Linked DNA regions of Homo sapiens: region 2 is linked to region 1. The links are chromatin loops, found by intact Hi-C in ENCODE. Cell type or tissue: Caco-2. All regions are shown on one strand. Each heading gives the region's core, and the rest is flanking DNA. Links, peaks and the distances in the headings are about the cores only. Region 1 overlaps ARHGAP29-AS1 (ARHGAP29 antisense RNA 1). Region 2 holds the start of LOC124904222 (a long non-coding RNA gene).

The links. Hi-C counts contacts between places; a loop is a spot of excess contacts. Peaks named below come from ENCODE experiments on the same cell type or tissue, not always from the same donor. Only the 100,000 strongest peaks of a DNase experiment are listed, where the experiment ranks them.
Region 2: a loop joins it to region 1, with 4 times the contacts of the local background. A loop is called at or near these places in 6 of 110 quality-filtered maps.

What each region holds. Positions count from the first base shown.
Region 1 is chr1:94,312,500-94,323,171 of GRCh38, reverse strand. All of the region lies in intron 2 of ARHGAP29-AS1 (ARHGAP29 antisense RNA 1), which reads right to left. It also overlaps a transcript of ARHGAP29 not described here. Among named protein-coding and RNA genes, the nearest start is that of ARHGAP29-AS1, 70 kb to the right of the region's middle. RefSeq lists an enhancer at 5,705-5,999. In Caco-2, for the core only: no CTCF peak of the experiment used is centred there; DNase peaks (open chromatin) are centred at 5,751 and 7,311.
Region 2 is chr1:94,063,693-94,074,364 of GRCh38, reverse strand. The region is part of intron 11 of ABCA4 (ATP binding cassette subfamily A member 4); the gene reads left to right. LOC124904222 (a long non-coding RNA gene) reads right to left here and starts at 4,006. Exons shown (of 2, transcript XR_007066231.1): 1 at 3,805-4,006. RefSeq lists a silencer at 2,058-2,352 and enhancers at 4,552-5,109, 5,300-6,499. In Caco-2, for the core only: no CTCF peak of the experiment used is centred there; DNase peaks (open chromatin) are centred at 5,244 and 5,987.

The sequences.
Region 1 (10,672 bases), core at 945-8,944:
GGAGGGCTATGACTGTGGCAGGGCATCTAAGTTATAATGGATGAGGGGCAGCAAAAAAAAGCCCACCAGAGGAGGTGGCATTTAGATTGAGGTCGGAAGGATGAGGAGTTGGTCAAGAGACAGGGAAGGAAAATACAGTCCTGAGGATGAAACAATGTGTGTGAAGCCTGGAGGTGGGGAGGAGACTGCAGGGGCTGCTGGAGATCCGTGTGGGAGGGCCACAGGGTGAGAGGGTGCTGGGTGAGGTCATGATATGGAAGGCATTTCCTCTTCTCCCAAATGGTCTCATGGCCACACCTTTCACCTCCTCCAAGCCTTTGCTCCACCCACGTTCTCAACGAGGCCTCCTCTGTCCCTCCCGTCCCAATTGCAACACCCCCTTGCTCCAATTAGTTTCCATTGCATCTATCACCTTCTAACACAGAAATAATATGTTATTTATTCATTATCTTTCTTGTTTGTCTCCCCCACCTCACTCCTACCTCCCTCTAAGCTTCGGTGAGGCAGAAAGTTTTGTCTGCTTTGTTTACTGACATATCCCCAACATCTAGAACAGGGCCTGGCATTCCGGCTCTGTTCTTCAGGGCCAGGTCTTCAATCAATAGCCGTTGAATGGAATTGAATTGAAAGTTGATGAATGTTTTAAGCAAGGATGTGGCCTTATCTTATTTAAATTTTTTGAAGGTAACTCGAGATCCTGAGCAAAAACAATGCTTTAAATCCAAAAGACACTTTTCTGAATTGCTCTGTATCAACTCTGGAATCTAAAACCAAGGCTTGGCTAGCCAGATGTTAAGCTTCTTCCTAACCTTTCTTTCCAAGTTACCCGAGTAGAGAGAGGGAAAGGCACAACATGGTTATCGTGGAGGCTTTAGGCACAGGGGTGAGAGCCCCAGAAAGAATGCCAACCACCCTATGCAGTCAAGTCAAGCCAGAAGCATGGACTGTGTGCATGCCTACCAACAAAGCCCAAAATAACTAGGATCAATTAAATGGCGGGTACAGAAGTGTGTTTGTGTCTTGATTCTCCTCCCTGTTGGGGCTTGCTACTGCCCTGAGGAAAAAACTGTTTACTTTTCATATCAGGTTTAAACAATTTTTATTTTTAGGCTTCACTCAAAAGTAAAGCAATTTGTACTGGATAATTCATTTTAAAGAAGTCTGTTGAGAGAAATTGCCTCAGGATGGGGCGCTCAGATCTCATTAAGAGGAGATTTATTGGTTAGCACAGGCTTAGAAAAGGTTGATTCATTCATTCAACAAATATTTATTGAACATTTTCTGTGTGCAAAGCCTTGCTGGAAAGTTAAGCGTGCAGTCCTTTTACAGATTCCTTATAAAGCTTACCTTCCAGTTGGGGAAATAACATATGTGCACAAGAAGTTAAATAGAGAGGCAACAATGAAAATGTGCCCCAAGGCAGCCTGTGATTAAATGCGAAACAGGTGGTGGAGACCAGAAGCACTGTAGAATCACTCCCAAATGCCAGTCTGAACAGTTTTCAGTACCTCAGACAGTCATACAATTTTTTTTAAAAATGATTTTTTTCCTAAAGCTAAGTGAATTACATTTGAAGAACCAACAGTTATTCTGATATTATGCCTTTTATGCTTTTTGATTAGTAAATGTCTTTTTTAAAATAAGATACTGTGATGGTGGTAGTTGTTTTTTAAGTTCTTATTTGGCAGAATAAAAAATTGACAATCAGATGTTGTACTTTATTATTTTGTTTTTGTTTTTTGAGACAGAGTTTTGCTCTTGTTGCCCAGGCTGGAGTGCAATGGTGCAATCTCAGCTCACTGCAACCTCCGCCTCCCAGGTTCAAGTGATTCTCCTGCCTCAGCCTCCCGAGTAGCTGGGATTACAGGCATATGCCACCACGCCCAGCTAATTTTGTATTATTAGTAGAGACGAGGTTTCTCCATGTTGGCCAGGCTGGCCTCGAACTCCCAATCTCAGGTGATTTGCCTGCCTCGGCCTCCCTGTACTTTATTATTGTTTTTAAAAGTCTTACTAGTCCACTTCAACCCCTCTCAAGCTAGAAACTACTGCTATTGAGGCAAACAGGATTGCAGCCAGGAGGGGCTCGTGGACTGGCATAGTAAACTGGGTGGGTTTTTCATGGTCAGAATGGAGGCAGATAGACATCCTAGATTAAGTAAGTCACAGCACATTTTTGTGGAGTTGAATTCAATCAGATTTTACGTGTAGCAGAGCCACAGATGTGATGATGGGGACAGCGGGTAGGAGTCGGTGAAGAGCACCCCCTGCAAAGGGCATGCGCAGATGACTCTTGAGAAATCAGGTTGAAAGCTGGGGAAGATCGTGGAAAGCCTTGAATATCCAAGTAAGGACATAGACTTTGGAGATATGGACAGAATTTTATTTTATTTTTTCAATTTTTTCCTTGAATTCTGAAATATGTCCTGATGGTCAGCATTTTTATGAATAGTTTTAAAGCAGACCAGTGATATGAAAAAATAGTATTTTTTTATTTTTTATTTTTATTTTTTGAAACAGAGTCTAGCTGTGTTGCCCAGGCTGGAGTGCAATGGCACGATCTTGGCTCACTGCAACCTCCGCCTCCCAGGCTCAAGCCATTCTCCTTCCTCAGCCTCCCAAGTAGCTGGGATTACAGGCACCCGCCACCACACCTGGCTAATTTTTGTATTTTTAGTAGAGATGGGGTTTCACCGTGTTGATAAGGCTGGTCTCGAACTCCTGACCTCAGATAATCCACCCACCTTGGCCTCCCAAAGTTCTGGGATTAGAGACGTGAGCCACCACGCCCAGCTGAAAGAATAGTATTTTTAAAAGATTAAACTCAATGTCAACTATGGACTTCTGGAGATAATGATGTATCAATGTAGGTTCATTGACTGAAACAAATATACTGATGTGGGATGCTGATAATCAGAGAGGCTGTGTGTGTGTCTGGGGACACGAGACACACAGGAACTCTTTGTACTTTCTGCTCAATATTGCTGTGAATCTAAAACTGCTCAAAAAATAAAACCTATTGTAAAAAGGATTAATCTGGCAGCTGAGTGCCAAATGGATAGGGGGTGGGGCAGATCGAGAATATAAAGTCACAAGATACAAAATTAGGTACAAGCATCTGTCCTGGAGCTTGAGATTTGTTAGCTACATGACAAATCCACTTTTAGCAGGGAGCGACTCTAAAGGCAGGGAACCCCGCCAGGAAGCAATTGTAATGTCCCAGGCCCAAAATAAGCAGGGCATTGAACAAAGTATCAGCAAAGAAAATGGAAAACAGAGAATGAGTATGGGCATGAATAGGAAGGAAATCCCATGGTACTTGGTGATTAATGAAGTCTGAGGGAAGCGAAGGGTGGGCAGAGTGACCCTGGGGTTTGACCAGCTGGGTGATAACTGCACTGCAGTCAGAAATAGGGAAATCAAGACAGAAAACTCTGGGCAGTGGGGGAGGGGGACACAAAACTGGGGAGGGGTTGTCTTTGGGTTAATGGCAGCACCTCTCTGAGGAGGTGGGAGTCAGTGAGCAGCATTTCCTAAGTGCCAGGCACAGTGCGTATCCCCAGCATCTGTGTGGAAGCCAGGGGTGGGAATGACTTTTTAAAGCGGAGAACCTGAATCTAAAGAAAGCAGCATCCTCAATAGGAGGATATTTTCAGTCCTATGACGTTTTCAGTTCTGTTCTCCTATTGGCTCCAAGAAATCTTAGAGGAATAGAAAACTGTATTATTTGCTCCAAGAGTCAGAATAAAGACAGGAAGCGGTGGTTGCTGGTCACCTTTTCCAGGAGTGGCCCAGAGGATGTTTACAGGAAAGATTCCTTTCTGCCCTTTGACTTGTAGGACTGTCAGACTAGAAATAGGGACTCTAATGCAGAAGTTGAGCAGATTCAGAGAACAGTTGAAACGGGAGTGGAACTCCCCAAGAGACAAAGCACCCTTGCACATCCTTCAAAAAGAAAGAGAAAGAAACTGTGGAGGGGGCGAGGAGAATCTTCCTTAACATAGGATGACATCTCTGTTCCTTTCTCCTCTTTGGCCTTGCCCTTTTCATTTTCCCCTTTCCCAAACTTCCTTCTATCTTACCAAACAAAAATATGAAGTGAGTATTATAGGGACAGGAAAAAACCTGTAAAATAAATGTTTTCCCCAAATCACAGGTTATTTTTAAAGACCAGCCAATCATGCAATTGTTGCTATTACAGTTACATCAGGTGAAATTGTAGTATTTACCAAGACCACACCTAATTTTTTTTCTTTTTTCTAAGACAGGATCTTGGTCCATCACCCAGGCTGGAATACAGTGGTGCAATTATAGTTCACTGCGGCCTCAAATTCCTGCACTCAACAGATCCTCCCACCTCAGCCTCGCAACTGGCTGGGACTACAGGGATGCACCACCACACCTGGCTAATTTTTAACTCTTTCGTAGGAATGAGGTCTTGCTGTGTTGCCCAGGCTGGTCTCGAACTCTGGGGGTCAAGAGATCCTCCCATCTCGGCCTTCCAAAGTGTTGGGATTACAGGCACGCACCACCACACCTGGCTACATGCCTAATTTAACATGAGCTAGAGTTAGGTTTGGCCATCCCTAGTGTTCAGTGGAGTTGTAGAGTTAGTCTCAAATGCCAGAGTGAAAGTCCTTGCCTATCACTCCCTCATGGGGTAACCATGGTGGAGCTGCCCAATTTCCTCATCTCAGAAGTGAATATAATAGCTTCTACCTCATAGGGTTGTTGTGAGAATTGCATGAGGAAACCATGGAAAGGAATTCATAGAGTACTTAGAAAGGCAGTAAGTACAGGGACAGATTTGGGTTTCATGGGACTTGAAGACTACACAACTTCGGAAGCCCTCTTTAATGAAAAGAAGATAAATCTTACTTTTGCAAGTTTTATATGAATATGTGACTATGTGAACACATTGCTCAGGTCCTCCCCTCGCCCGCACACAAGGTCTAGAAAAAGGCTTATTAAAGTGAGACATCCTGAAGCTTAAGCGTCACCAGCTTCAAGTTCAACCCACCTCTGAATAAATGCTTCAAATAAATATTAGTCCTTGCTGTTATTTATTTATTTAAAAAATGTTTATGGAGCACTTACTATGTGCCAGGCTGTGAGCTTGCAGCTAGAAGTTGGGAGTGTTGCACATCTGGAAATTCTATGCCCTAGCTAAGGGAAGGTCACTAAATATCAAAGCAAACCAAACTCCTTATCTAAAGAATGTGGTTTGATTTGACAAAACATCCCAAAGCTAATAAATGGCTGCAAAGCACTTTGCAGACCTCTTTAACAGAAACATTGCACCAATGGAATAGATGAGCTATTTGTAGTTATTATTTTATTTTTCCATTAAAAAAATGTGATAAAATAGATCCAACATAAAATGTACTATCAACCATTTTTAAGTGTACAGTTCAGTGTTATTAAGTACATTTATATTGTTGTGCAACCATCATTACATTCATCTCCAGAACTCTTTCTTTTATTTTTTGAGACTCGCTCTGTCACCTGGGCTGGGAGTGCAGTGGCAACATCATAGCTCACTGCGTCCTCAAACACCAGGGCTCAAACAATCCTCCCACTTTAGCCTCCCTAATAGCAGGGACTACAGGCATGTATCAGCAAGCCTGGCTAATTTTTGTTTTTTTGTTTTTTTGTTTTTTTTGTAGAGATGAGGTCTTGCCATGTTGCCCAGGCTGGTCTTAAACTCCCGGGCTAAAACAACCCGCCCACCTCGGCTTCCCAAAGTGCTGGGATTACAGGCCTGAGTCACCGTGCCTAGCCAGAACTCTCTTTATCTGACAAAGCTGAAATTCTGTTCCTGTTAAACAATAACTTCCATTCCTCCCTCCCTCAAGCTGACAGCAAACCACCATTCTACTTTCTGGCTCTGTGATTTTGACTACTTAGAGTAGACAAATACTCTAAGTATAGTATTTATATCTTAGATCTGTAAGTATCCACTCATAGAGTACCTCATAAAAGTAGAATCATACAGAATTTGTCTTTTGGTGATTGGCTTATTTGACTTAGTATAATGTCCCAGAATTCATTTTTGTTGAAGCAAATGTCAGAATTTCCTTCCTTTTTAAGACTGAATCGCATAGTTCATTGTATGTATATACCACACTTGGCTTATCCATTCATCCATCCATGAACATTTGGGTTGCTTTCACATTCTAGCTATTGTGAGTAATGCTGTTATGAACATGGGTGTTCAGTAGATGTTACTTTTATGTTGCTTTAGAACATCTGTGTCTTTATGATCACTGATTAGAATGTACTTGGACTATCGCTTTCCTCTGCTCACATATAAATTAAATAAAGCAGTCAAATACCGACAAACCAGTCATCAAACTTAAGTTTGGAGAAGTCAAGTGGGTCAGTGGAGCTTTGAACTAAGACTTAGAAGATTTGGGTTCTGGTCCCAGCAATGCAGTCAGTGTTGGCTAACTATGTAATATGGTGGCAAATGATTTCATCTTGCTGGGCCTCAGTTTCTTCACCTGTCCTGTGAGTGATTTGGACTAGGGTTTCCTTTTTAGGATGATCAGCTCAACTTGGCCTCCCAAATCAAAGAAAATCCTGTGTCCTTGGAAACCCCTCAATCCCAAGAAAACCAGGATGATTGGTCACCCTACCTTTCAGCAAATACTCAAAATTTGACACCAGATTTCAAAGAAATGTACTACATTAAATGAAATCAGGCTATTTATCTCTTCCCCACCCCCCAGGAAACATCAAAAGGGAATTCAGCAGCCTAGTCAGACTAGGACAAAATTCCAGATGTGTAATTTTTAACAGGCTTTTTGGGAAACTGCTGATTTTAGATCCTGTTAAGAAGTCATCCCCCACAAATATTCTGGTTAGGGAGGTTTGTATGTTAACGATTAGACAAGAGCTGTTAAAATTTCAGCTGAGCAACTTAAAATATTTCTTACTTTTAATAACTAGTTTGGCTTCTCATGGAACTAACTGTAAAACAGGTAGGATTTTTTTTCCCCCTCAAAGTGCACGCTTCTATGTCACAGAGGGAAAACAACAACAATAAACCAACTAAATAAAACTAAGGTTGACTCTGTCTGATCTGCAACTGAAAGGAAAGGTCAGCCTGGAATATGCTGAAACTCCCCTAGTCTTATACAGGAATGTGCTGATATGCCTGCCTGAAACCCCAAATAAGCCCCCTTTCCTGGAAAGATGATCCAGCCAGATTCCAGCAACCTTCAGCAAACAGGCAGGGCTGGTGTGAATGAAGTCAAGGAAGATTCAGGGGGCTGGGTGCAGTGGCTCATGCCTGTAATCCCAGAGAGCCAGTGTGGGAGGATCAATTGAGCCCAGGATTTCAAGATCAACCTGACAACATAGTGAGGCCTTGTCTCTACAAAAAATTAAAAATTAACTGGATGTGGTGATGTGCACCTGTAGTCCCAGCTACTTGGGAGGCTGAGGTGAGAAGACGGCTTGAGCTCAGGAGGTCAATGCTGCAGTGAGCCATGATTGTACCACTAGACCCCAGCCTGGGCAACAGAGCAAGAACCTGTCAAAAAAAAAAAAAAAAGATTCAGGAACTGTTAATTTCTATATATGAAAAAGTGGCCTGATTTATTTGGACAAAAGAAGCACTTCAGCTTAATTATTTTGGTTGCATATTTGTAGATTATTTGAGGCTATAAGCCTGGGTCTATGGGCAGTTACAGTGCATTACTGATTTGATTGGATCTTGAGAGAGGGCCTAAAAACAATCACAGGCCTACAAGTACGACTTTCTCCTTACAGACACAGACATGAAAAGACAATTGCCTATACCAATTATTATTATGATTATTATTATTATTTGAGACAGGGTCTTGCTCTGTTGCCTAGGTTGGAGTGGAGTGGTGCTATCTCAGTTCACTGCAACCTCCACCTCCTGGGTTCAAGAGATTCTCGTACCTCAGCCTCCTGAGTAGCTGGGATTACAGGTACCTGCCACCACACCAGGCTAATTTTTATATTTTTAGTACAGGCAGAGTTTTGCCATGTTGGCCAGGGTGGTCTTGAACTCCTAACCTCAAGGGATCTGCCGACCTTGGCCTCCCAAAGTGCTGGGATTACAGGTGTAAGCCACCATGCCCAGCCCTATATCAATTATTATCTTCTATAGACAATGGTTTAGTGACCCCTTTTTATGGTCTATCATAATAAAATCTCTATTTATAGATCAGATGATATTTTATAAAACCTATCCACACATGTATCACCCAAACCTCATACATTAAGATAATGCATGTAAGGTGAGATATTATTCTCCTTGTTTTATAAATGCAGAAATAGAAGCCTAGAGAAGTTAAGAGTCTTGACCCCAGACACAAAATGGGTAAGTAGCTCAAGCCTAGGTCTTCTGAATAAAAATCAGGAGACTTCACCAACATGCAAAGCAAAATGTATTGTGCTTTTTAAATATTACTCCTAGCATTTTTGCAATCTTTCTCATGCTATCATCTTAGATAATGATTAACAGGCATTTAGAGAGAGTGTTAAAGTAAAAAAACTGTTTGGCAACACACAGGTTTAAAGGGCTAGCAAGAGAAAGAGGAGCCAGCAAAGGGGTCTGTCTGAGTGGTGGTCAGAGAATGGGTGGAGGACTTGGTCAACTCAGTGCTGCCTCTTAAGCCGAGGGAAAGGAGAGAGAAAACTTCATCTGTAAGTGTTATAAATGAGAAAGACCTGTGGGTTCTTTGTTCAGGGAGCTACTGATGACTTCAGGGAGCACAATCCCCCAGAATCATGGAGTCTTGGGTTCAGTTAACCCCAATACTTATTCATGTCCCTGATGCCCGCCCAGATGGTCACTGCTTGCCTAATGCAATGACTCTGAGAGGCAGCTTTCTGAAGCAGCCTTGTGCTTTTGAACAACTTTGACTCCCTGGAAGTTCATTCTTAAACCAAGTGGCTGCTATGTTTTAAATGATACTGTTGTAAGTGTTAGGGATCAGAGTAGTAAACAAAGTGTTCAAACTTGCTGCCTTCAAAAAGTTACCTTCCAGTGGGGAGATTTATTTTATTTTATTATACTTTAAGTTCTAGGGTACATGTGCACAACGTGCAGGTTTATTACATATGTATACATGTGCCACGTTGGTTTGCTGCACCCATTAACTCGTCATTTACATTAGGTATTTCTCATAATGCTATCCCTCCCCAAGCTCCCCACCCCCCGACAGGCCCTGGGGTGTGATGTTCCCCACCCTGTGTCCAAGTGTTCTCATTGTTCAAGTCCCACCTATGAGTGAGAACACGTAGTGTTTGGTTTTCTGTTCTTGTGGTAGTTTGTTGAGAATGATGGTTTCCAGCTTCATCCATGTCCCTGCAAAGACATGAACTCATCTTTTTTTAAGGCTGCATAATATTCCATGGTATATATGTGCCACAGTTTCTTAATCCAGTCTATCACTGATAGACATTTGGGTTGGTTCCAAGTCTTTGCTATTGTGAATAGTGCCGCAATAAACATATGTGTGCATATGTCTTTATAGCAGCATGATTTATAATTCTTTGGGTATATACCCAGTAATGGGATGGCTGGGTCAAATGGTATTTCTAGTTCTAGATCCTTGTACCACACTGTCTTCCACAATGGTTGAACTAATTTACACTCCCACCAACAGTGTAAAAGCGCTCCTATTTCTCCACATCCTCTCCAGCATCTGTTGTTTCCTGACTTCTTAATGATCGCCATTCTAACTGGCATGAGATGGGGGGAGATACACTTTAAACAATAATAGGGTTAATATCAAATAGGAACAAGTATTTTGAAGAAAAACAAAGCAGGGGTGATTGTGGGGAGAAAGAGGGTCTTGTTTCTTAGTCAGGGAAGTTTTCTCTGAGATGATGCCATTATGGAAGATGCCCTAATGAGAGGAAGAAGCAAGCCATGTGGATGGATAACTAGGGGGAAGAGCATCTCGGGCAGAGAGTACAAAGGCCTTGGGGCAAGGAGCAGCAGGAGGAAGAGAAAAGGAAGGAGATTTTCCAAAGCAACTAGAAGAGTGAAGTTGTCATTTACTGAGATGGGAAAGTCTATAGGTTTAGGGGCAAAGATCAGAAGTTCAAGTTTTGACACATGGGTTTCACACACTCATTAGACATCCAGGAAGATGTGTTGAGAAGGTGATTGAGATCTGTCTGGGGTACAGGGAAGGGGCCCATACTGGAATTTTAATGTTTATGACTTAGCACATAGCTGGTACATAAAGCCACAGACCAAATGAGATATGGCTGAAGAAAGGATGAGGTCTGAGGCTGGAGCCCTAGGCACTCTCCCATTCAGAATTCAGGAAGCTGCAGCACCCAGCAAAGGAGATTGAGAAGGGGTAGTCACTGAGATTGAAGTACCTATAGGGAAGGATGACTCAGAAACTGATGAAGCAGACTTTAAAGAAGAAGACGGGGCCAGGCAGGACCAGGGTGTGGTGGCTCACACCTGTAATCCCAGCACTTTGGGAGGCTGAGGTGGATGGATCACTTAAGGCCAGGAGTTCGAGAGCAGCCTGGCCAACATGGTGAAACCCTGTCTGTACTAAAAATACAAACATTAGCTGGGTGTGGTGGCACACACCTGTAATCCTAGGTACTTGAGAGGCTGAGGCAGGAGAATCACTTAAACCTGGGAGGCAGAGGTTGCAGTGAGCCA
Region 2 (10,672 bases), core at 1,711-9,710, 250 kb after region 1:
AGTTAATTTTTGTATAAGGTGTAAGGAAGGGATCCAGTTTAAGTTTTCTACATATGGCTAGCCAGTTTTCCCAACACCATTTATTAAATAGGGAATCCTTTCCCCATTGCTTGTGTGTGTCAGGTTTGGCAAAGATCAGGTGGTTGTAGATGTGTGGTGCTATTTCTGAAGCCTCTGTTCTGTTCCATTGGTCTATGTGTCTGTTTACAAAACAGATTCTTAAGCATCAACCCAGATCGACTGGCTCAGAATTTCCAGGGAAGAGGCCTGGTTATCTGCATGTTTACAGACCTATTAGATTTGTGGGACCTGCAGTTCCCTTGTACAGTTAGTTACTCAATTAACATCTCCCTCCTCTCATGGTGCCTCTACCTGCTAAGCCCTTATTCCCAGCCAGGCCCACCACCATCCACCCACTGCTGTTATAACATAAGCAGGACCTGTGCGAGGGGGTGTGGACGGAGGAGAGAGGCTCTGTTGCTTCATTTGTGCAGCATGGAGTTCAGTGGTTCTCACAATGTTTTTGCAAAGTATATAAAGAATACTCCTTGTCTACTTGACATTCGTATCGTGACATAAATGTCTTGTTTTCCAGAAGGATTATTTTTTCCAAGCAGCTTGTTCCTAATGCAGCCCCAGGCACCAAACAGATACTTAAAATATATTAATTGCTTAAATGGTTAAGAATTCAGTCTCTGGACCCACACTGCCTGGGTTCAAATTCCTATTATCTGTGCCCAGTTTCCAAGTCTATAAAATAGGGATATTAATAGCACTTACCTAATAGGCTCGTTATGAGAATTAAATGAGCTAATTCATGCAAAGCACTGACATATAGTAAGCACTTAATAAATATTAGCTTTTTAACAAAATACAAGCCAAAAAACACTGCTTAGGAGAGGAAATGATGTTAGTGCCTCCTGTAAATAGGCCCAGCCTCCAAGCTGGTGCTCCTCTAGGAATCACAACGCTGCAAATCACATCCTCCGGGGCCGCCAGGACTTCACGAGGGCCTCTGAGCAGAGGGGTATGATGGGAGCAGAAGCCCAGCAGCTGTGATGATGTGGTTTCTGATCTTCCTGCCCTTGGGGTGGGGGAGGAGGAAAGCAAGGGGCAATGAACAGAAAGGAGAAGATAGCGGGGAGGAAATGTGTGAGGAAGAAACACATCACTGTGGCTTGTCCTGGATTTTTCTGCTTCTGTTCTCGTGTTTTGGGAAGTCTGGAGGAGACTTGAAAATCATTCATGTCCCCACCCTGAGGATGGCTTAGTAGCAGAGAGGCCATGAAAACTCTTTGCTGATGGCTCTGAAAGCAAGGATGTTGCTTCACTGGGCTGCTGAAGGCCTGCCTGGGGGTTCTGAGCAGAGAGTACAGGCCCCTCCCAGGAGGGCGGCCTAACCACCATGCTGGCATTTCTGTGGACCATGGTCTGCTGTCTCAGACCCCCTCCACAATAGGGTCTGCAATCTCATTCACCCCATAAATACATTCTGTCTTTCCTCTGATCCCCTCCCATTAGCAGGGGGAAATAAATGGAAGTCAGACGGCCCAGTTAGAAGGCAGGCAGTGGAGTAGGAAAATAGATGATGGTGGTTTGGGGAGCCTCACATCACTCATGGGGAGACATTCATTCCCATGGGCCTTCCAATCACCCTTTTCTCCAAATCTAAGGACACAGGACAAATGGGTCCTCATACAGGCAAATATCTTAAACTGGTATGTGTATTCATTTATAGTTCTAATTTATATGTGTCTTTATTCACATATATTTTGCTTCTGGAGAAAAGCTCAATTAGAAAAATTAATACATTATTCTTCTTATTGCCCTTCAGCTAAAACAAGCATACACACCCCTCCCCTTTGGATTTTTTGTTTAGCAAAAGGTTAGGCCTGGCACAGATGAAATACTATTCAGAGTTCACAGTGTATTTTCATTTCATAATATATTTGATTTTCAGGTCTTGAATTTCACATCAGGAAGCTGATATAGGAAGCTGAATTCAGCCAGATTTTAATACGAAAATACCTCTGATCAAGGCATAAAATTGTACTTTAACCAGTAACCACTGTATTTCTCTAAGCTGTGAAAAAACATGCATTCATTAACTGCTTTTTCCTCTGCTGTCAACACAGTCAATACATGTGCATAACTCCTTATTGTCTACATGGTGATTATCTTGCTGATGAATTCTCAAAGGCCAGAGATTTGGACTATTTTTTCTCTGTAACCTTGCATGTTCCTGGCCACATGCCACCACCACCCAAACAGAATGTACGCAGGGAATGTATTTTTCAGGATAACCTAAGAAAAAATAGGATTAAGAAGATAAAGCTGCTGATCATGTAATGTACTTTAGACTCAGATATATAAATATTTGTGAATTATCTGTCCTATTTCTTTCTTCTATTAATTCATTGACTCTAGATGTGCATTGGAAGGCTAGGGAGAAATCAGGGGATCGTGAGAAAGAGCACAGAAGTCTGCATCACACAAACAATATTATTTCAAGAGCCATGAACTAGATCCTAAGCAACTCATAGGCAATGACCTCATTTCATACCTCTAGTCTCTAAGAAACATATAACTGGCCTGAGGAAGGAAAATGTGGGCAAGGGGTAGACCGGGGTCATGGGTGGAGGTCCAAATAGTAATCAATGGAGCTCATAGGGTGGACTGATATTGAAGCTGCTATGAGCCAGCCACATGCTGGGCACTGTTACATGTCATCTCATGCAATACTCCCAATTACCTGCCTAGTAAGCATAATTGTCATTTTATAGAATTAAAAACAGACTCAAAGAGGTTGACAGTCTAATGTAACACAACAGCTAAATGGGGGATCTGGAATTATAATCCAGAGCTGCCTGGCTCTGATGAGAAAGCTCTTTCTGCTGTCATATGCAGCCCACATTAATAGGGGGCTCAGAAAGTATTCTCTGGATAAATTATATAATGAATCCAATGAAGGAAGACATTATTTTATAATATGCAGCATAATAGGCACTATTATGATTGGATTTTCCTGCTTGAAAGTAGCTAGATTAGAGTAGGAAACCAAAAAGATGTGAATTCATTCAGTCATTCATGCATTTGCATGGATTGAGCTACCTACATTTGAATAAATGCTGTTAATCCCTGATTCCTTGGAAGCTCACATTGGAGAGATAAGCATGTCATTAAATAATGCCATAATAGTGGTATCTCAGAGGACTAGCAGAACATAATTCAATCTGACAGAGTAGAAACAGATTGTACAAATCCAATTCAAAACATCATAAATCCTCTAAGCACTGTCAATTCTTCCTCCAAATTATCTCTGAAATTCCTCCTTCTTTCCCATTTATGGCCTCCATTTACAGAAGCGTGTACTGTCTCTCTTAGCTGTTTGCCAGGCCGCCAGTCTCTTGCTGTTCAGCTCTCAACTGCTTCCAGCAAGATCTTTCTAAAATCCCAGGCTTGCCAAGACTTAGCGCCCACAGCTCCACAGTGACTCCTCATTGCTGTTAAGGTAAAGGCCTTCCCAGTCTAGCCCTTCATGCTTCTTCCATGTTCTATGGGACTGCCCCAGGCTTCCCACCTGGTACCACTGAGCCTTTCCATCCTTCCCCCACTCGACTGCCAGGTCAACACCCACACCCACGCTTCAGGACTCAGGTCCTATGTTTCGGGCCTTCTTCTGTGCACCATTCCCTTCCCTGTAGCCCTTGATCATGATTTGTTTATACGCCTCCGCACCTTCATGGCCCTGAACCCCTCAAGGGCCGAAACTGCCTTACTTTTCTTTTTGACTTCCCAACTTACCTTAGTGGAGCTGTAGTCACATAGAATAGACGCTCATAAATGCTTCTCTGGGCTGTAAAGGTTGAATTTTCCAGCTAAGCAAGGAAGAAAGACAATTTCAGGCAGGAGGAAGGGCATAAGCAAAGTGCAGAGATGTGAAGCTCAAGAGAAATGGATGGGCTGGGCAGAGGTGTGGCTGCAGCATCAGGGGAGAAGAAGTAGTGCCTGGAGTCAGCAGGCACGGCTTGCAAAAGCTTCACCTATAGGTGAAAGGACACCATCTCTTGCACCAATAGGCTCTGTGATTGGAGGCAACTTTGCTGTTTTACTGCCAGAAAACTGAGGATGATAACCCAAACTGCAGTTCAAGTGGCATTCACTGGTGTGGCTGAAATGGGTGTTTGTGGCCAGAATGTGGTCTGATTGGTCAGTGCCCAGCTCTGTTGATTAGCAGATGTTTTGAATATAGTAGCATCCATGTGCCCAAGTTGTTGGGATGATTCAACAAGAAACTTTAAGAGCTCAAGTGCCCTGCAGTTGTCAGCCAGGTGATTCTCTTCCTTTGGACCCAGTTAGACGCAGGCATTACCTCGTGGCTTTGCCCCAGTGTGAATCTTTGTCCTCCAACTTGATCTTTTTATTTGTTTCATTATTGTATTTAAGTTGTTTATTTTAGAGACAGACATTTTTTAACAGCTGTGCATTTCCTGTCCCTTTGTTTTCCAGTCGTCATGTGTTTCCTTACTCTCTGTGGGTGAACGTTTCAGATGTCTGTTTGCGGTGCCCAGCGTGCAAGATAAAATTTATTGCAGTGCCTTCGGCCTCTAACTCACCATTCCAACCAATTCAGATAGCCCAAGGCTGTTTTATCCAGTGGATTTTTCCATGTAGTGGGAAATAAATCTTGAATGTTACTGTTTAGATTAGCCAGGAAACTCATTCTGGGATGTTTGCCCACATCCATTGGCATTTCTCAAAAGGAACCCCAGGTGTCTACCTTGACACCAGCAGGGCCACTTGAGCCCTCCGCTGGCATTCATCGCCCGCTTTGTTCTCAGCCTGAGTTTAGGAGTTACAGATGTGAGAGGCGGGATTATACAGCCAACATCTCTAAGCGGGCAGTGGCTCCCTTACCCTCGAAGACCTCACTCCTAGCACGTCCTGGATGTATTCGTCAAAATATGTCCTCTTATGCCACGTCAGCACAGGGTTGCTCCCCACTTTGATCATCAAGTTTAAACAAAAGGAAAGATTTTCTTTCTTTCTCTGCCTCTACTGGACATCATTTCCCACCTAACAGATAATTTAATGTATCTGTTACTGAATGTGTTTGAATTACAGACAGAGAGGTCACAGTTAAAGAAGGAAGCCTGCTGCTACTGCAGCTTGTCCTCCCAAGGAGGTGTTTGATTTAGCTGTGTAAACAAATGACTGCATTCTCCAGAGGTCCTGAACACAGCTGCCTGCGCTGGAGAGGGCTCAAACCTCTTCCGCCAGGGTGAACTCTGCTTCCTGGTGAGTGCCAGCAAAACAACCAACAAAGAGCTGTAGGACTTGTGTGGACTTCAAATGGTGGTGGTCCTGCCACTTGGGCTCAGCCACAGCAGTTAGGAAACTAAAGGGGAGGAGGAAAGCCCTTTCCTTGCTTTATTGTCATTGGCTGTCATAGGGCATTACAATGGTTCTCTTTGAGATTCTGAGCTCCGGCTATAACATTTGCCCAGAATCTGCCTCTGAGGCCTTAAGACACTGTGTTTTTATTCAGCAAAGATGCCCTTTGACTCCTTTTCCCACTAGTGGTGCTAGGTTTGAGCACCTTACACTGGCCCCTTACAATAGCCAGTTCTTGTCTACCTACATTCTTCCCTAACATTCATGATTGCATAGTTACTCTTAGTGTAGAAGCAGACAGCTTTTACACATAGACTCCATGGCCGTAGCCTCATAGAACCTACTATATTCTAACTTGCAAGCTAATCAGACCAAATATATCAAAATCAAAAACCTCTGCTGAGAGTTTATTCATTCATCTCTGTCTCCCAAACGTACTTATGTACATACGTGCACTAATATACATGTCCATTAGCCAAGATTTTGATTTCAGGGATCAAAGCAAGTACCAATAGGGAATGAGGTCACTTGCTGCATGGCAGGTGGCTTCCCCATGAGAATGCAAGGCCACCTCATGACTCATACTTCAGAGGGTGACCCAGGAACTTCTGATTCATGTCCAAAGCAGCTTCTACAATTGCTCTACCTTGATCTAGGGAAGATGTGGGGAGGATGACATTCGGGATTAGCTTTATAAGGCCTTCCTGTGGGCAGAGTTGTCTGACTTTCACCTAGTGATCAACAAGCAGCTAGCAAGCATCAGTGTGTGAGGCCCCACGCCCTCTCAGCTCCCCTACTGCCCACCTGGGACATGGGCTTTGGCATCTGTCCATAGCATTGTTCTAACCAAATGAGGTGTTATGGATCAGCTCAGGATGGGATATGTTCCCAGACATATTATTTAAAGAAAATAGCTCCCTTCCTCCCCTGATAAACAGCTGCCATGGCTAAAAGGTAACCTGGCTGGGGCTTAAAAGTCTGTTGACTTTCAAGATATTTTGCAAAAACAGTCATAAAAATGGTATTTATCAGATCCTAACTATTTGTGAGACGGTTTGGTATACCATAGTGGTTAAAAACACAGGCTCTTTCCAGAGGAGGTTTACTTTGCTTAGTCGTGTCTCCTAAGTGAACTTGGACCTCATAAGGTTGTTGTGAGAATGAAATGGGTGAATATGAGTAAAGTCCTTGGACCAGTTTTGGCCGTATAGTAAGCCTTCAGCAAGCATCTGCTTTTATTCCTACAGGGAGGCAATTGTAAGCCCTTCACAAACAGCGTCTAATGTGATCCTTAGAACAAACCTATGAGATAGGGCATATCTCAATTTTGTAGGTAGGGAAACAGAAGCCACACAATTAGGAAATGGCAACAGATCTGTTAGACTCTTAAACACTATGCTACACCAATTTGCAAGGCAAGGAAGACAAAGCACCTTTGAAAATGGGTCAGATGTTTTAGGGTAAATGAACGTTTGAGAATCTTTTAAGTTTTTTTTCCCCCAGAGATTATCAAGGTATCATTGTAGGGGGATGCATCAGGAAACATGACTATGAATCAGCTGCCTGATAAACCAGCCAGGATGGAGCCCACGTCATCACAGCAGTCAGCAATGCCACTGAAAAACATCAGCTGCTTATTCCCGTATAGATTTCCCCTTAAGACATGAAAAGGGAGTTCAAAGAGAATGGGCCAGATATCTCTGAGAGTCATATTACTAAAATATATTTATTTTTACTAGCTTTTTTGTTTTAAGAGGTATACTGTCATTAGCACTGTAGCAAAAATTCACGTTTTATTAATTTCTCCTAGTTTATCATGTGATTCTAGGGTAGGATGCAGAGTTATATTCAAAATACACAAATCAACTCAACTCAGTAAACATATATCGAGGCCCTATCATGACAAAATGCTATTCTAGAGACCACGGCGAACAAGCCACGGCCCCAGCCTCAAAGAATGTACTATCTTTGGAACTGTGCTGGCCAATACAGTAACCAGCAGCCACGCAGGGCTATTTAAATTTAAATTAATTAAAAGTAAAAACACAATGCCTCAGATGCATTAGCCACATTTTAAGTGTTCAATAGATATTTGTGGCTCCTGCCTGCCATATTGGACAGGGCAGATATAGAACAATTCCATCACTGCAGAAAGTTCTACTGAACAATGCTGCTCTGGAGCAGAAGATCTTCTTGTTCAGGGATGTTACACCCCCGCTTGTGGCTAGAGTGTGGCTTATCCTCAGAGCAAGGATAGGGGAACCATGGCACTCTGCAGGCTCAGCACTGAAGACACGGATGCAGGCTCTGCTTCTGACCTAGATTGACCTTGGGCAAGGCCCTTTGCTCCTCTGATCCCAATTTCTTCACCAGCCAAGTAAGAACATCAGACCACAAGCCCTCTAGGGCTCTGTCCAAATGCCCCATGACTGAGTGAACTGGTAGAACATTCTATGTGTGTGTCACAACATGAAGAGCAAAGACTTTCATCTCCCCAAATAATTTTGTTTTTCGTTTTAGGAATTAAATTTCAGATTCACTCTAATTGCCAATACTAAAATTCTCTATATGCAGTTCTAAACTTGACAAACCAATAAAAAAAGATTATTTGACTACTTATCTTTGTACAACATTGAGGTCTCCCTAAAGCAAATTTAAATGCATATTTTAAAAATGTATTCTAGCAGTTCAGTTCAGAAGCCCCCTGGCCCAAGCATCACACTGTCAATCCTTTGTCCTCAAGCAGCATGGTTGGGTGGGTTAAGTACTGACAAACACTGGGTGTCAGGCCCATGGTCAGGGACTGTGCTAACAGTCTACATATTAGATGCCACCTACCCCCACCCTCAACAGACCCAAACTATTTATCCAATAGCAAACCTTGCATTATTTCTGTCCAGAAGAAACAAACATTTATTGACAACTTTTGGTGTGTGACCTGTTTAAGTCCTACATCTCATTTAAGGACTGGTCAATGTTAGGCTAGGCAATGCCTGTTTGTGAGAGAATCACTGCCTAAAGAAAATTCTCCATTTCCCTTAGCTCTATGGTGGGTGACTACACATACTGGTATTTCTTAAAGAAATACCAATTCCATTTCCTTTTAACATAATTATTAATATCTCATTAGCATGGTGTCACTGAAGCCTGGGCCCAAAGAAATACCAATTCCATATCATTTTAAGATCATTATTAATATCTCATCAGCGTGGTGTCACTTAAGCCTGGGCCCTTTAGAATTTTTCATGTACCTGTGTTCCTCTGCCCATATCAGCTGGAACACTAATAGTTTTCTTCCTTTTTATCTAGAAGACTGAGAACATTACATGGGACCTGCCCCCAGGGCATGGAGGCTGAGGTGGGACAGTTTAGTTCAGGAGGCCCAAGAAGTGTTGGGTGTGCAGCCCCTTGTTCAAACACAGCCTCTGAATCGCCAGAGGCTTCCGGTGCATACTCTGAGGCGCAGGTGGGACTCGGGAGTGAGAGGTTTCGGCGAATGAATTGGGATTGCCTACTTCTTCCCAGTGCAGTGGAGCTTGGTTCTGTGGTCAGGTCCTTACGCCCTGTCTGCCTTTCTCGTTTCTTTATTTCTCGGGTAGTAGTTGTGGAATCAAATGACCTGGGGTTTGATACCTACTCTACCACGCCTCTGGGGGAGTCACTCAGACTCGTTGAACCTAAGTTCCGGGGCTGCCAAGTGAGGATAAGTAGTAATTGCTGATCCACCTACTTGACAAGATAGTAGTGAGGGCCCTGAGCGCCAGGCTGTGGATCCAGCCTTTCCCACGGTTCCTGGTGTGGCAGGAAGAACTCTAGGCCTGAAGGTGAAATTGGGGAGGGAGTCCCAGCTCTGCCACTGTCTCTCTGGGTGACCTCAGGCAGGTCTCCTCAAAAAAATAAGATACTTTATAAAGCTCAGTTTCCTCTTCAGTAAAATGAGGATTCCAGGTAACTCACAGATAGTTTGTGGGGATGAATCTGTTCCTTAAAGCCTGCAGTACATCAATAACCCAGTCTTCCTGCTTGCTTTCCCCCCTCTCCACTACCAGTGATCATAGTCTGATCCCATAGGTGATATCCCAGCTCAAAACCCTACATTAGCTTCTGTGGCTGTTTAAGGCCTGCCCAGAACTCCCCTGGTCTTAGCACTGAAAGCACGTGTCCGGGGAAGCCCTGCATTGGTCGTTCATACTACTGAGTCCCGCAGGGCAAACCGTCCGGTCCCACCCTCCTTTCTAGTGCTGCTGTCACACTCACCTCCCTTCACCCTACACTCCCTTCTGTGCCTTGCAATTACCTAGGGAGTTTTTTACAAGATATGGATGCCCTGGCCCTGCCACTAGAGATTCTGATTTAATTGCTTGGGGTAGGGCCTGGCATAGGTATCTTTTAAAGCTCCGCAGTGGTTCTAAAGCACAGCCACAGATGGGAACCACTGATCTATTCTTGTAGGTCCCCAGATACCTCATGTGCTGTTCCCTGTGCCTGAGCTGACCTTTCCCCCACTTTCCTCTCCTCGGCTAATTCCTGCTTATCCTCCTACTCAGGAGGCTCTTCCTCCAGGCAGCCTTCCCTGATCCCTCCAGGAAGACTTAGCTGCGTCCCTCCGCTGGGCTTCCCCAATACACTGGGCTTGCTTTCATTAGAACCTGATCCTTCCACATTATGGTTGTTGGTTTGCTCCAATCCTCTCCCTCATTAGCTCTCAACTTTCTTTCAGGAAGAGATGTTTATCTTTCCTTCTTGTATTCCTAGAGTCGACCAGGCTCTGGCACATTGCAGATTCTCAGTATGCATTCAGGGAACAACTTAATCAAGACAAGACCATCTGACTTCTTGTGAGTTACATGCTAAGAAAGAAATGTCGACACCAATAGCCCTCACAATGATAGGAACAGGAGGTTAAAGAAAAGGAAATAGATGCAAATAGCAATATAAGTGCTTTAACAAATCTATACAGGAGGACAACCATCATATTCAAATTTTCAAACATTCTTAGTTCTGCTCTTTTGTGGGTAATGGTTTTTTTTTTTCCTCTTCCAGGAGAAGAAAAGAGGCATATTATAGAAATTCCTCCTCCCCCAGCATTACTTGTCACAGAATTGTAATTGGAAGTGATTTCCCTGACTAAGTTATTTTGGCTGTCTGTTATTTTCTCTCTTCCTCCTTGCTCTTCCCTCAGCTGGCCATCCTGTGTGTTTGGAGAGAGCCAGAAAGGTTCAAGGCTAGGAATGTTTCTCTCTCTCTTTAAAGCTCTTTAATCGTCAGGCTTTCTGAT